Regions from separate parts of the Homo sapiens genome. Here region 2 is linked to region 1. The links are chromatin loops, found by intact Hi-C in ENCODE. Cell type or tissue: GM12878. All regions are shown on one strand. Links, peaks and the distances in the headings refer to the core of each region. The heading gives the core; the rest is flanking DNA.

Region 1 (8,341 bases), core at 55-8,054:
CTACAATTGCAATTATGTTGTTCAAAAGTAAATGAACTGCAGAAAATCAGGCAAATTAATTGAAAACAAGCTGAGTTCTGTGTCCTGAAAAAGAAAAGAAAAGAAAACTCTTTTGTAAATAAGCAGAATTGTTTTTGCTCTGCTCACCCTTACTTATCTTTGGACAATTTCCCCTATCTGGCAAATAGTGGTGACCCCCTACATGCCTCTTGGCATTTCACGTCTCATGTTTTAAAATAGCTTTTAAAATAAATTACAGCTATGAAGTCAAGAAAAAATTTCCTCCATAATAACCTATTTTTCATGCTAGCAAATCATTAGTGTGGGAAAGTATTTCCACTTGCAACTTGTCGTCGAACCTTCTGTACTTGGTTGATATTTTTCTTTAATAAAACAAAAATTACTGAGCTTCAAAAATATCTTTCCAATTGCAAACATATTTAGGACAGGGCAAGCTGTTTGAAAATTATACCAACGGTTTGTAAATGTCATGCCCAATGCGCCAGCCAGCATGTAGCAGTTGGGTCTTGTCTACTTCAGGGTTTTGTAGAATTATTTATAGCACATTTCATCTATTTTGAAAGTCTTTTCCAGAGAAACCATGCTGGTATGCTCCTAGATAACGTGTGTGTTTCTAAACATTTGTCCTATTACTACTAGTACTCTTTGACCACAGTAAGCTCAAAGCCTTTTCATGTTCTTTGGAGACCATTTTAACACCTGGGTCAAAAGTTCCATCCAAGAACCTTTACCAGACACCCAATTCATTCAATAATTTGTCTTGAATACATTACGTCATTTCCAAAACCAAACCTTTTTAAATTTTATTTTATTTATTTATTTATTTATTTATTTATTTATTTATTTATTTAATTTACTTTTAGAGACATGGTCTCACCCTGTATTCAGGCTGTAGTGCAGTGGCTTGATCATAGCTCACTGCGACCTTGACCTCCAGATCTTATGCCATCCTCCCACCTCAGCCCCTCCAAGTAGCTGGGACTACAGGCATGTACCACCATGTTCAGCTAATGTTTTTGATTTTTTTGTAGATTCGGGGTCTCACTATGTTGCCCAGGCTGGTCTCGAATTCCTGGGCTTAAGTGATCCTCCTGCCTTGGCCTCCCAAAATGCTAGAATTATAGGCATGAACCACTGCACCCGGTCCACCAAATTGTTTAATATGCTTGCCTGTGTCACACGAATTTGAAAGTCTACTGAAAACAACTTTACATTTGCTTGCATGTTCTGATTTTAAAATAGGCATGTATATGAATTTTGGAGGATGGGGGTAGGACAGAGAGAAAAAGAAGGCAGTCAAACCAATAATGTTATATTAGTAAACATTTATATGTCAGTGAAATTATTTCATTTCTACGGCAAGCATGGTTACACTGGTATAAATAAAGGAAAGGAAGAAGTATCATTGCCATTTGGAAGCAACACAGACTTGGGAAGTTAAGGAATGTCTGGATGGAAGCACATCAGGTATGAACCAGACAAAAGTTGGTGGGAGATACCTGGTAGACTGAGACTACTACTAGAATACTTCTCCACTATGACATCTTGCTAAACTGGTTTCTCTCTGCCCTTGCTATCAACAATACTTATTTTAATAGTCTTGCCAAGAAAGCCCTTCTAGAAGAATACTTTTCATTCACGTTAGAATTTAAAGATTAGATAACATTGGTTGGAACCACAGGATATTATTTCAACACTAGGCTGGGCTTATTTTGATTATTTTTTATTTCAGGCTTACAAAAGTTGTTCATATCAAAGGCACCCACCCACTGATGTGCCAGGTCCAGAATGCACCGCCTTGTCACTCCTGGAAGAATGATGCCATCTAGTGGAGGAGTTGCCAGTTCTTCTTCTGTCAATCAGAAATTGGGACATTTTCAAACTTTCACTACATTAGGCATGCCTTATTATCAATAGCCATTTTTTTAAAAAACCATCACAATTTTGCTAGCAACAAACATAAAGAAAATTTTACTGTTCTGCATGATCAAATTTCCCAAATCAGTTCACACTTCAGGTAGACCCTTATTTAAAAAAAGAAGAAAGAAGGAAGGAAGGAAAGAAGGAAGGAAGGAAAGAAGGAAGGAAGGAAGGAGAGAGAGAGAAAGAAAGGAAGGAAGGAAGGAAAGAGAAAGAGAAAGAAAGAAAGAAAGAAAAGAAAGAGAGAAAGAAAGAAAGAAAGAAAGAAAGAAAGAAAGAAAGAAAGAAAGAAAAGAGAAAGAAAGAAAGAGAGAGAGGGAGGGAGGGAGGAAGGAACGAAGGAAGGAAGAAAGAAAAAAGAAAGAAAGAAAGAAAAAAGAAAAGAAAAGAAAGAGAGAAGGAAAGAAAGAGAGAGGGAGGGAGGGAGGGAGAAAGGAAGGAAGAAAGAGAAGGAAGGGAGGAAGGGGGGAGGGAAGGAAGGAAAGTTATCTAATCATCTTCAGTTTACCCTTAACCAGTAAAATAATGAGATGGTTTTCCACCAACAAACAGTAAGAGTTATTGCATGGTCTTAAGAGGAATATTCTGAAGTGAAAATTTACCTTAGCAGATGAAAGGTGGTTACTAATTAGAATAATGTAGATAGGGTCTTACTCAGAAAAACTGGTCATTACCAAACCTTCTAAGAATGCTATGGAGGAGGCTATCCCCAAGAAGTGTGCGTGCCTACTCAGGCTGGTCACTGCTTCCACGCTGCCCTTGGAAAGTCTAATTTTTTTTTTTTTTTTTTTTTTTTAGGTTACCCAGGCTGGAGTGCAGTGGCACCATCTCAGCTCACTGCACCCTCTGCCTCCCAGGGTCAAGTGATTCTCCTGCCTCAGCCTCCTGAGTAGCTGGGATTACAGGTACGCGCCACCACGCCTGGCTAATTTTTGTATTTTTAGTAGAGACGGGGTTTCACCATGTTGGTCAGGCTGGTCTCGAACTCCTGAGCTCAGATGATCTGCCCACTTCGGCCTCCCAAAGTGCTGAGATTACAGATGTGAGCCACCGCACCCAGCCTAAGAGTCTATCTTTAGTGATTTTCAAACCTGGTGGAGCATCAGCAACAAGTATGGAGATGCTGCCTTTGCTCTCTGAGATTCAAATGTAATGGGCTTATCAGAGTGAGCTCAAGCACGTGTACGGTTAAAAAAGAAGACATTCAAGAAACAAAACTCCAAAGCTGAGCTACTGCTCTACTGTGAGATGACTGCAGACATCCCTAACTACTGTGAGGTCTAGTAGGACAATTGTTCACAGGCATCATGCATGATCCATCAGCTGCACAAGCTCTCCTTACAGTACCCTCTGGCACTCAGCATCTCCCTTTCCTCCCCACTTCTGACACCCAGGAGTCTGAATCTAGTGAGTCCTGACACTGAGGCCACCACCCTCTCCCTCAATACATGGTGGTTCTAGGCTCGCCCACTCCACTGGGGTTACATCAGACATGCCCAACAATCAAGCTCTATCTGGAATACCAAACTCTATCTTCATCCTTCTATCCTCAAAACTGGGCATTGTGCCTAGCCCAGAGTGTATATAATAAATGTTTTTGAGTAAAAAATAAACGAATAAGTTATCTTTGCTAGGATACAGCAGTATGGCTTTTTTGAATTTTGTTTCTGAAAATCATCTGCTGAAAATTGCTTTCTGGAAAGGAGAAAATTTGTTCTTGGCAATGTTCTTAGGGCTACTCTTTGTCATGTTTAGAAGTGTTGATGATCTCAAAATAAACATGTGTTTTGCAATAGCTAGCCAACTAGATACATAAATGTATGGATCTATTTGTGTGTGTATATATATGTACACACACACACACACTTCCAGTGCCCCCAAACCGGACCTTTCCTAAAGCTTGCTGAGCCCTGAGACTACATGAAGTTAAATGAAAACAGCAGCCCCGCATGTGCAAGTGCTGTTTTGTGAAACATGTTTAACACCCAGAACTGTAACCACTAGCCTGAGGTCAAGGAACAGAACATCTGCTTCTCTGGTTGCCAGACAGAGATGATGACATGACAACATTTGGGTGAGAAATATTCATTTTCCTCTGCAACCACAAACATACTTACAAGAGCCAGAAATCACTCCAGATTGCCCAACATGAGGAAAACAGAACCTACAAATGCAGCTTGTTTTTGACAAAGAAGTCATTTTTAGGAGATGAGGAATTTAGAAGCAATAACAGCAGGATTCATCTGTGACTTCCCAAAGTCAAACACTAATGGAAACCAGGAATGTAGGTCTGCATAAGTGCCCTAAACACCATCAGCACAATTAGCCATTTATTCTACAAATACATATTGAGTGCTGTTTACCGTTTTAAGCTCTATGAATACAGCAGTGAACAAAACTGACATATCTCCCTGCTTACTTTCTAATAGACACAGGTAAACATTTATTGTGTTGATAGTATGTTAGACTACACAGGGGGAAACAAAGAAGGAAAAGCAATGGAGAATGCTGGAATGCTGAGGAGAAATGGGAAATGGAGTTTATGATTTTGATTAAGAGCTCAAGGAAAGCCAGACTGAGAATGGGATTTGTAAGCAAAGATTTGGAGGATGTCAAAGAGCAAGCGGTACAGACATCTGAGGAAGAGTGCTCCAAGTCGAGTCCGTATACACGCCTGACGTGTCCGAGAAGACTCATGATGTGGCCTGAGCAATACCGAGATTCACTGCTGTGGTTGTTTTCCCAAAGTGACTGTGAACTCAACCACAAGGCCTGGGTCTTATTTTTCAGGGTATCTCCAGGGTCCAGGATATGATACAATGCTTTGTTCAAATGGTGAATAGCAAGCGTATGGGTTAAATTACTCATCAACAGAGTGATGATGTGTGATCTTGCCACCATGGGTGCTGTTACTGAAATCAAAACTCCCATGAGTTACAAGCTGAGTGCCACACATAGTGACTGTGCACAGCACTGTGCTTTGAACACACACTATCCACCACCCCATCCACCTTCCTGCACCAGCCATCTCAACCAACAGGAGCAGTGTGTGTGGGCGCTCATGAAAAGACGGCAGGCTATTACCGAAAGAACTCTGTTTATACCTCCTATCGGTAACGTTTGTGAAAATCAGTATTGTGCTGATTTTCAACTCGTTTGTTCATTGTATTTTCTTAAAATCATATGATATAAATCAAAGTTACTTCAGAATTGCATGTCTTTTTTTTTAGCCCAAAGGTTTTTCCTAACATTCTATTTACTTCAAATATATATTCTATTTCCTTTCTCCTTATTCTGAATTTTATTTGTTCTGTTAGATGAACATCCCCAAAGTGAAGGAGTATATTAAAACTAAAGTTATCCCAGGCAACCATAATCTGAATAGTAACTAACAGTCTTAAGGTCTTGTATATTTTGCAAGAGGCAGAAGACAAACTCACTCATTTCTATTCTGACCTTTAAAAGCCATGGTGGAAATGTTTCATGATTATTGTTTGGATAAAGAACAATTTTCCACCAGGACAGTTTCTGGTGTTTCTGGTTAAATCATGTAGCTCTGATTCAGAGTGTACTTAAATTCTGACATCTCCCATCCATAAAAATAATGATGGTACCACCTCTGAATGATGTAACTGTTTTTGTTTTGAGCTGTGTGGTTTTTTGGTGGAGTTTGGGGTGGGGGTAAGAGTGGGCAGATGGGAAGAAGGGTTGAATCGGCCTATTATCTTCTAAGTGCAGAGGTCAACACTGGCTACAATCTTCCAAGTGTAGCTTTTGTTATATGTCACATACAGTAACTCAAATTTATAAATCATAAATATTCCTGTATAAATTTTATTTTCAAACAGTGCCAAGTACAAACAGCAGGAATGGAAGGATGAGAATGATCTGTATCTGGTTTTTCATATGCCAAGGACTACCAATGGCCAAGCCCAGGACAAGGCTTACTCACCATATCTTCTGTTTATTCTACCTCTGACTGCAGTATAAGACTCATCTTGTTAGTCTCTGCAACTAACACTAAAATTAGTACTTAGCTCTGAATTCAGCCACATCTAAATTACCATTTTCCTCTTTTTGTAGCCAAATAACATTAGAGCAAGAGAGGCTACTGTAGCTACTTTCAAATATAAACTGCATTTTAAAAAATTTAATTGAAACTACTAACACTGAGACTTCATAAGTATTTGGAAACATCATTTATATTTCTAGTCTCTATAATTACTACTGTGAAATGAACAACCTAAGAATGTAAACAAGTCTAAAAATACGCTTCTAAATTTGGTATGATTATCAAAATTCTAATAGAAATAAATGCCTGTTTTTCTCCCACCGTTGGCCATTTAATTCAATATCATACACGTTGCCAACACTTCACTGAACCCCTATGGTCTCTGCCAACTAATAAAAAAAAACAGCAAAGAAAAGTAATGAGTACTCAGGATATTAAAGATAATAGAGAAATATTGATATCTATAGTGGATATATGAAATTGTCTTGAATGAACCAGGATCTAGTTACAATCCCAAGATACATTGATTTATCTTTTAAAATGGTGCTCTTTAATCAGATTGAGTTCTAGAGTAAATTTGGAGAGATTGTGATACATTTTCAAAATATGTAGAAAAGGCAACAATTGTTAAAACAATTACAGCCAGAGAGTACACAAAATCCTTCCAGTAGAATCAGTACACTGCATTTATTACTCTAGCATTTTATATACGGTATATGGTGAATGACCATTGACCTGATCTGAGACCTGTGTCTCAATGCAAGGTGTTCAGATAGGAAAATTGTTGGGGAACTGCAGAAGGGATAAGGAAGCAAATCTTCCAATCATGGTAACTTAAATCCCTTAATGTGACATCTCAGTATCTCAATAATCAGTACATCTAGAGCCAGAAAAACAAAAAACGAAAAACAAAAAACCTCTAGAGCTTCTTTAAATCGAAACTCGGCCGGGTGCAGTGGCTCACACCTGTAATCCCAGCACTTTGGGAGGCCAAGGCCGGTGGATCACCTGAGGTCAGGAGTTCAAGACCAGCCTGACCAACATGGTGAAACCCTATCTCTACTAAAAAAAAAAATACAAAAATTAGCTGGGCATGGTGGCAGGCTCCTGCAATCCCAGCTACTCGGGAGGCTGAGGCAGGAGAATTGCTTGAACCAGGGTGCAGTGAGCTGAGATCACACCATTGCACTGCAGCCTGGGTGACATAGTGAGACTCCACCTCTTTAAAAAAGAAAGAAAGAAAAAAAAGAAACTTGTGTCTATTTGGGCAGCAAAAGCACAGTAGTCCTTACTTAGCCTTTGGAACTGTGCTACTTACTCCCTTGTACTAAGTTTCTAGCTCTTGTCTTTCTGGTCCTGTTGAAAATGACTGAGAAATGCACACAGTGAAATCTGAGTGGATTACCTCCATCTTCATTTATCCAGTAAAGAAAAAGATTCATAGTTCCCACTTCAGTGATCTGATGGTCCTCTCCATAGAGCCACAGGACCTGCTGACACCCATTATCTACTGCTTCACATTGGGCAAAAAGAGATGAGCCGTAATTCCTTTAAGAAAGAGAAAATACACAGGTTACAAACATACTTCATCCCCACTCCCTCATCTTCTACCCTCTGATAGCCTCAAGCTCTTAATTCACATGTGGACATAGTGAAGGTATTATGTTCTTAATATATATACACTCTCTAGTCAACTGCATAACATTAAAGGAAAACTCATTAGAAAATCTAAGTGATTTAACTGCATTCATTGGAGAGAGAACAACGTGAAACCTTGAAATTTTAACTTGAAATGTAATGATAGAAGAACACAGGTAAATAGCCAAGTTAATGAGAACAGTTAAAAGTTACTATGTTTCCACACACCAAGCAATTTTACATGAATTATTTCATTTAAATCTCACACCAATACTATGAGATAGACACTATCATTATTTCCATTGTTCAGATGAGAAACTAAGGTTTAGAGAAGTAACTTCTGTCAAGTTGCAATAGAAGAGCAGCAAGTGTGAGCGCTCTTATCTAACACCTTTTAATGTATCCAAGGAATACATAATGCCCAATGTCTAAATTCCCCTAAAAGATAGGACAAATGTTAAAAGTCTCGATGTTGACCAAAAAGTATTTCAAAAGCCTATTTTTCTCAGCCTGCACCATTCATCTCAGATTATTTAAAATGAAAGGAACACAGCACATTTTCCCGGAATGACAATTTAGTGTTATAATACTTTTAAGGTATCATCTTTTATCTAAACTTATATGGGAAAATTATGGAGTATATTATAAAATAAGGATGAATATTTTAGACAAAACATGAGAGTCCTCAAATAAATGTGATGACTGCTTGCCTCCCTACACCCCTGGTTGTATAACTCAGTAGGTCTGAGA
Region 2 (8,341 bases), core at 125-8,124, 710 kb before region 1:
TCCAAAACAGAGAAACAGTTACAATTGTGTGTACCAAAGCAAACTGCATATCATCACTGACATATAGGATATGAAGTTCTTCCTCAAACATCCTCCCTGTATTGAGCACCAGGGTTGAGCAGCTGGCACTCCCAGCTTGGTAGGCGATCCCAATCTCACTCACTCTCACTACATTCTTCCAGAAGTTGCATGCTAAATGCAAGAGTCTCACCTTGTGCTAAAAAGTTGATAGTTAAGTCGATTCTTAAAATGCAATTGCATGGCTGGTTAAAATACTTCTGTGGAGCTTCATTTTGGAAAGAAATCTAGAATAGTAATAGGATCCTATTAAATACAATATGCTATTTTTCTTTTTTTAATTAAGAATTTTAAAAGGACCTGTATCCTCCTTTGGTCCCACCTGCTGTCCTGATCCACTTTGTACTTGTACTTCTCCTCCCACACAATAATCCTTCATTTGTGTCTGCTCAGGAGCAAATCATTCTTATTGGTTGATGCAGATTTTAATGTAAGGCAGAAAAATTTTGCTGTATACCATCTGCATAGAAATTACTTGGAAAGCAGAATGATGCTATGCATACAACAGGTCTCTTCTAATGGCCACAGAACATTTGGAGCGTGGTTTTTCCTAACAAAACCATTCACGGAGAAGTTCACACAAGAGGGTGAAAAGTCAAATGCTTGGGACACTTCAGTCATTCCTCCAGCAAAAAGAACAATCTGAAAGTGCAGGCCTCATGGAAATTAGCATACATTAAAATTACCTTCCATTATGCAAATGTTCTTGTATAAATCACTTGAGGAATGGGACAAAAAAAAAAAAAGAAAAAAAGAAAAAGAAAAGGATTTTGGGTGGATCCCCAGGACTACAGTATGATACAAAGTTGATCAAGAATCTTTTACTTTGAAAAGAAGAAGAATTAGAGTCCAGTAAGCTACATTCACCACTGGTCTCCAGTGGAGACTAATGGACTAATTGGAATAAAATATTTCTCAAAGATAGCCACTATCCTTTCTAAACCTAAAAGGGGTTATTCAGCCTTTATTATAATTTAGTCATTCAGCATATAAGAAATGAAGAATAACCATAAATACATGATAGTAGCATTTGTGACACATATTCAGATACATTCGTGTGTAAAACAGGGTTTTGTTTTCCTCCAGATTCCATTCTAAATAATGTAGTGATATCATAGATTTCCTCAAACTCTAAGCACAAAGAGAATCTCTGTGAAAGTAAGATGGAGCCATTTTCTGATGATTATAAATATAGCCATTTTTTCTAAAAGAGAGAATTATGAATTACATCAAAATTAGACTGGCTTTTAATCCTAGGTCAAAAATATATAAAAACCCTTATTTTCAATGCAAATACAATTCCCCATTGTAAAACTTCTGTGTATGAATTTATTACATAGGCCAAACTTTCCCTAAAGGAGGAATCTCAGAGCAATTTCATGAAGGATATAAAGATCTCGAAGACATAAAACATAGATCTCATTAGAAAACACCAGTTATGGGCTTATTTCTCATTTCCTTTCTTCTCCTCACCACCAGTTTTCTTTCCCTGAATCCCAATCACTCCCACTTCCAAACCCCTTTCTTCTCCTTTTCTATTATTTTCCTTTTCATTAGAAATAGCATGAGGTACAAAACAGTTATTCTGTCATTTAGCAAATAGTTACTGAGGCCTTATGACATCTGTGGTAATACATTGCTAAGATATTGCATCAAGCATGAAATAACATCTTGCCTCCCCGTCGTTACAGGTACCATTTTGCCCCTTCTGTTTTCCCAACTCTCTTGGACACGATCTCTGAGTAGCAGTAAAAGGAAAACTTAGGGAATACTGAGAAATCGTCTCTATGATGGTTTAACAGATGTGTTAAGGTTAAAATAATACACATTTTTAATACCTACACTTTAACCTCTCCATTTCCTTCCTTCAGCATTCAAATTACCTGAAGTCTATTTCATCTTAAAAACCTAAAAGAAAACAAAAATCTTTCCCTGGATATCACTTTACCTCCAAAGGCAGATAGGTCTGGAGCTTTCTTTTGGGGATATTTTTCTCAATTTTTATTCTCTTCTCCACCCACACCATTCTGGTTTCTGTACCATCATCCTTCCCAGGACGAAGAGTGGAGCTAGGCCTCTAATAACCAGTGAATCCAAGAGGGCCTTTCAGATCCGTATCTTGCTTGGCATCTCAATGGCATTTCAATGGCCATGGGCACTTCCTTTCCTACAGGATCTCTCCTCTGAGATGTCAGGACACTCCAATTTACAGGTTCTCTTCCAGTAGGACCTGTTCCAAGGTTCTCTCCTCTAGCCTTCTCTGTAAATCCACTTCCCCCTCAGCCCATACCTTGAATACTGAAGTTCCTCAGGGCTATGTCTGTATGTAAGCCCTCTTTTAATTCCCTGTATAATCATATCCACTCCCTTGTTTTGAATTCCCCTTCCATGCCAATGCCTTCCAAATCTATATTTCTCCCTGTATCCTTATAGCATGTCCCAACGCCCACTTAATCCAAATATCTACTCAACATCTCCATTACAGGCCTTTCAGAAAATACAAAATTCGTGTGCTCAAAACAGGACCCATTCATGTGGGTGCCACTCTCGGCATTCCTTATTTCAGTAAGGCCACCACGAAGCACCCTGCAAAGCGAAAACCAGGATAGCACCCTTATTCCTCTCTTCACACCATGCTATCCTTACTAATAAATAATCTAACAAATAAATAACACTGTGCTGCAGAGTCTACAAAATTTAATAAGTTTTCAATCTGCCACTTCTCGGCATCTCCACCACCTCCATTCTATTCAGCCCATTAGCACCTTTTGTTTGGAATGATGAAATAAGCCACAGAAACATTGTCTCATAATGTAAACCCGACAATTGCATTCCCTAGCTAAAATAACTACTTTGGGTTCTTTCTGCCCAAATCCTGCAAATGTTTACGGGATGCTTCACAATCGAGCTGCAGGTGCTCTCCACCTTGTCACTGGGCATGTTTGGTCTCTGCTGCCCTCGGGACTCTAGTATGCTGCTCTTTCTGGGGTCACTGAACATGATGGGGGTCATCTCACATCCACCTTCACACAAATGTCTCCCTATATGGAACTCCTCCCTTTCTTCGAACTTTTCACTTAACTACATCCTGTTTCAGATCTCATCTTAAAAGGCTTCTTAGGGATGTCTGCCTTGAAACTCAAATGAACAGTTTTATGGCTACATGTTTAAATACTATATAATTAGTACATACTACAAATGCATTTAACATAAGATTGCACATTATAAATGTCATAATACTTCCAAATGAAGACCAGATATAGTAAAACAAGTTGATGCCAGGCACAGTGGCTCATGCCTGTGATCCCAGCATTTTGGGAGGCCAAGGCAGATGGATCATTGTTTGAGCACAGGAGTTTGAGACCAGCCTGGGCAACATGGCAAAACCCTGTCTCTACAAAAAATACAAAAATTAGCCAGGCATGGTGGCGCATGCCTGTAGTCCCAGCTACTGAGGAGGCTCAGGTGGGAGGATTGCTTGAGCCCAGGAGGTGGGTTCAGCTGTGAGCTGAGACTGCCCCACTGCATTCCAGCCTGGGTAATAGAGCTAGACCCTATCTCAATAATAATAATAATGATAATAATAATAATAATAATAATACCAATTGGTTATCTAGTTTACCTCATTATCTTATTAATGCTATCAGGTCACTACTGCAATACTTTTGAATTTCTATATTCCTACATTTATCTCTAAGCCACCTTGAAGGTAGATATTGAGGAAGATCCTAAGCTTCTCCGCCACACTTTTGTGATCACTTCAGCTGTTGCCACAGTGTGGGAATAAAAGGAGACTATATCTTTGTTTTACAGCCTTGACAAGGCATTTACATTTTTAAACCTTCTTAGTGTGCCTCCCCAGTGAGATAAAAAATCACCACTCTCTTTGGGAGGGGTATGATACATGCCCCCTGCTTCCACCCCAATACCACCTCACCCCACCTGGGGAAGGGAAGCCTGATGCATAAACCAATCACATAGAGAAGTGAGTGCATTAGAGGCAACACCGTCTCATTTGGTCTAATTTGTATATAGGTTGCACCCTACAGTTTTCAGATCAGCCCACAGTTCCCAAGAGAGTCTACCATTTCCCTTAGGGAAATAGATCGGATCGGGCAGATACCTAGCACAGCCTCCTAGGATTTGGTGAAAAATTCTTTCTTATGAGTAATGTTTTACACCATAAATCAAACTAGTTTTTAGTGGTGGTATTCTCCTCCTCCTGTAAGCATTCAACCTCAGTTAACTTCACTGGAGGGTTTATTGTTATCTTTTGTTTCGGTCTCACCTTAATAAACTTTCTCTTTTTAGCAGTGTGCTGCTATTGTGGGTTTTGCTGTTATTTGTATTATTATCATACACAAGGATATTTAAAAATAGCTTATCAAATGGATACAGTTACTTAAAGAGGTTACTAAATTCATTGTTAGTCATTTGATAAGCATCTTCTGAGGAAAAAAATTCTGTGCCAGTCCCTGTGCTATTAACAGGACCCTGTGAATGAAACAGGCATTAACCTTTACTCCTTGCTCATGAAACAGACAACTAGTGGGGGAGAGAGGAAATAAACAGTCAAAATGATACCAAATACTGTAATTGTAAGCATACAAAGAAAACAAACATGGTGAAATGCTAGCAGTAAAGAGTGAGCGACAATTTAGATAGGGTAGCAAAAAAAGACCTCTCGAAACTTGATATTTTGGCTGAGACCTAAAGGATGAAAAGCCAGACGTGGTGAGGCAGATGTGAGAAGGGGGCGGTTCTACACAGTGGGAACAGTGTATGCAAAGGCCCTGATTTGGGGACAGCTTTCGGCATGTTCTCAAAATGGAAGTGACAGAGGTAAGCAGAAGCCACAACCCGCAGGGCCTTTTTGGTCATGGCAAAGACTTTAGGTTTAATTCATGTATAATGAGCTGCTATTGGAGGGCTTTAAACAGGGGAATAACATGATATGATTATAATATAATCTGATTGATATCGTCCTTGGGCTGTTGTGTAGGAAATGGATTTGTGGGGTTGGGAAGAGAGAGTAGGCAAAGTGGCCAGGTGGGAAACTATTGCTGGAGTCCAGGAGAAAAACGATGGTGGACTAGGAAGGTGGCAATGGAAAACACATAGAAATGGAGAGCTTCAAGATATACTTTGTGAATAGAAACACTGGGATTTGCTGATGGATTTAAACGCAATTATGCACATTTACAAGGACATCTGACTACTATTAACCTACACAAACATTCAGTCATGACTTAACTTCACATTGTGATTATAATGGGTATAATCAGTTGGATGGATGATACTAATTTAAAGCAAAGAATAATTTAGAGAAAATATTGAAAATACATCCATTATGAAGGTTCTTTTGAAAGAATGTTAAACACCTTTTCATTTGAATAAACCCCTTATTGTCATTAGCAACATATTAACAGCTTTAGTCTACGTCTGTTAAAAACAAGTTCAGTACAATAGGAATATTGTTTTTGTCATGACTAATGTACCCTTTACTAATTTTTTTAAAGTAATGCTACGGACTCTATTAACTACAATTTTATTACCCAGTGTGTTATCCATTCCTTATCTGATCAAAACCCCTTTTCTTTGGGGTGTTCCTCTCCCATACTTTTGGGAGTACACGTGGTCCATGCCTGGCACTGTGCCTGAACTCAGTGGCCTCAACAAAATTGTGCAGGGATGGATGGGCATATACCCAAATGAGGTCTTCTCTGGATATTTTTTAATTGCACATGGAGGGTGACCGTCCATTCCAATGTAGAGCTGGGGCTGCCAGCATCGCAAAAGCCTGAGTTCAGCCTGAGCCTCAGATAATAAATCGGAGCAGAGTCAACCAGAAGAATACAAAAGAGGCAGAGTGAAAGAGAGGTTCTGAAATCAAACTAGTTTATCTCACTACAACTGGGAGTCCTAACTTATATCAAGGGAGACACATTTAATAAAGAGTATTCAAAAATATTGGGAGAAAGTTTTGAAGGTTAAAGTTAAAGATTAAAGAGATTGAAAAGCCAACGTTAGAGTTTTAGGTTTTTGTCCATTTGTTTTATTTTCTTTTAGAGGAGATTTCAACACATTTTATTTTAAATAGTTCTAACATGCCCATGGTAAAAACTCAAACTAAAAATGCACATGTGTGCTTGTGTGTACATGCCTGCATGTATGTATGTGTATATTTAAGATAGTGTATATTGCATGTATCTGGAAAGATACTTAGGAAATTATTAATCGTGCTTGTCTCTAGGAGAAGCAAGAAAAAAAAAGAATACAAGTGTGAGAGGGAACTACAGGATCTGCTAGAAATATAACCAAGGAGCATGGAAGGTAGACATGAAATAGCACATTTGAAAGCAGTGATGTGAAAATACATATAGGAATGAAGGACCTAATACATTCCGGTCCTCAATAAAATTACCACATTAGGTTACTGAAGAAAGCGACGCATCTGGGGTGAATAATGTGGGTGGTCACTATGTCTTTTGAAAGTCTCTTTAGCTCCAATGAGTAAGAAATATATTGACAGAGAACATAAAAGGCTCAAAACAATCTGCTTATAGGTATAAGAAAGAGGGCAGGTGGTATAAAATCATGTTCTGTGTGGATCTCACATAAATCTAATCCTGCTCAAATCTGTGCTAAACTTTGAAATCCTGCATTGTTAACTTATTCATATATAGATATTTCATTTCAATGAATGAAGTTGAGTAAAGAATGGTTTGCTGGGAGGAGCAGCAAAGGAAAAACAAGAGCCTCCTTCCCTAGACCAATGACTATAGACATAGAAGACAAAGAGAAGAGAAAAGGAGACAGGGTCCAGCACCTTCAGGAGAACAGAGAGGAGGCAGTGGCTGCAGTTATCTTAGGAATTCACAGAGCTGACCATGGCTGTCTCTTCTCACCTTTTGCTGGCTGCTTCCCTGTGGCCATTTCTCTTTTTCCTCTATGCATTCTACACAAGCATATTGGTGCAACTCATGGCTTTTTTAAGCTAGCTTGGATAACTCAAAGACTGCCAAATGCCTGTCTTCAACCCTCATTTCTATTCTACATACCAGCTCCATATTCCTACCTAGGACATCTAACATCTAACACAGCCACAAGTGACTCACTGTTTTCCATTCCTGAAACCTGTACTGCCTTCTGAGTTCCAGCTACACTATTGCCATTCATCTAATTATCTAAACTAGAATCTCTGAATTGCCTTCAAAAATTTATCATTTAAGATTCAACTCCAATGATAGCTCATCTGAAACTTTTACCTACTTCCTCTGAGTTATTTTTTGCACCATCAAAATTATTTTAATAACCCAATTAGAGGTGAAGATAGTAAACCAGAAAGCATAAAATGTTCTAATCTTTGTGTTAAGATTAACAGGTAAAATATGCATAGCATGTGTTTAGGATCTACATGCTAATTGTACTAATTCTCCTCTGAGTTATTAACTCTCCTGGGTACACCTACAGTATTGTGTAAATGTCTTTATTATAGCATTTATAACACCATGTTGCAGAGTTTTACTTCTGTGACATGATTTGACATTAGACTGGGAGTTCCTAGCGGGCAAGAGATATTGAATGCATTTTTCAAAACCCAGAATATAGTACGGCATCTATCACATAAATAAAGGCCCAATGATTGTTCATTGAACTTATTTATTTATACCACTTGATTACATTTCACAATTTAAGAATAATCCATTTTAAATTAGAATGCATTACTAAACTAACACTTTAAATATGCAGCATTAACTTTACATATATTTATAATCTCACTGTAAGAATATGCAGAAGATGAAAATGTACAACAGAAGTGAATATCAGGTGGATGATTTTAGCTCTGCAGCTGCTGTTATTTATACTTTAGGAATTATGAACTATGTGAATAATGGCACACAGAATAAATTCATGTGATTGCCATGTGTAGGCTATGTGCAAAAAAGAGAGGGAGAAAAGAGGGGTACACATCTGTTTTATTAAAATGGTGTCTTTGTTTAAAACAAGTATTTTTAGACTTCACAGGATGGTTGGGTACAAATCCATGACCTATACATTTTGTCTACACGGACTAGATTTCCTGCATTTTTTCTTTTTTATCTCTCATGTCAGGGGCTAATTCAGACTTACTGAAGTTATTTAGCTCAAGGAGCACGACCACATCCTTGTTATCATTTCATTGATAATTTAAGAGAGATTCTGTTTGCTCTACATTGTGTTACGTTCCCATTCCAGGCTCTCTTCAATCCCTAATGCTAAG

The links. A loop is a pair of places that touch in the nucleus more often than their neighbours do. Peaks named below come from ENCODE experiments on the same cell type or tissue, not always from the same donor. Only the 100,000 strongest peaks of a DNase experiment are listed, where the experiment ranks them.
Region 2: it touches region 1 in a loop (7-fold over the local background); 2 of 110 quality-filtered maps call a loop at or near these places.

Annotation. Positions count from the first base shown.
Region 1 is chr12:24,834,724-24,843,064 of GRCh38, forward strand. It overlaps BCAT1 (branched chain amino acid transaminase 1), which reads right to left. Exons shown (of 11, transcript NM_005504.7): 7 at 7,359-7,501; 8 at 1,788-1,873. It overlaps BCAT1-AS1 (BCAT1 antisense RNA 1), which reads left to right. Exons shown (of 4, transcript XR_007063245.1): 4 at 1,754-1,832. Among named protein-coding and RNA genes, the nearest start is that of BCAT1-AS1, 19 kb to the left of the region's middle. RefSeq lists a silencer at 4,889-5,078. In GM12878, for the core only: a CTCF peak has its summit at 1,844 (motif pointing left); DNase peaks (open chromatin) are centred at 1,842, 3,988 and 4,798; H3K4me3 peaks cover 1,009 bases; H3K27ac peaks cover 3,305 bases.
Region 2 is chr12:24,123,752-24,132,092 of GRCh38, forward strand. It overlaps a transcript of SOX5 not described here. Among named protein-coding and RNA genes, the nearest start is that of MIR920, 84 kb to the right of the region's middle. In GM12878, for the core only: no CTCF peak of the experiment used is centred there; DNase peaks (open chromatin) are centred at 4,250 and 4,760.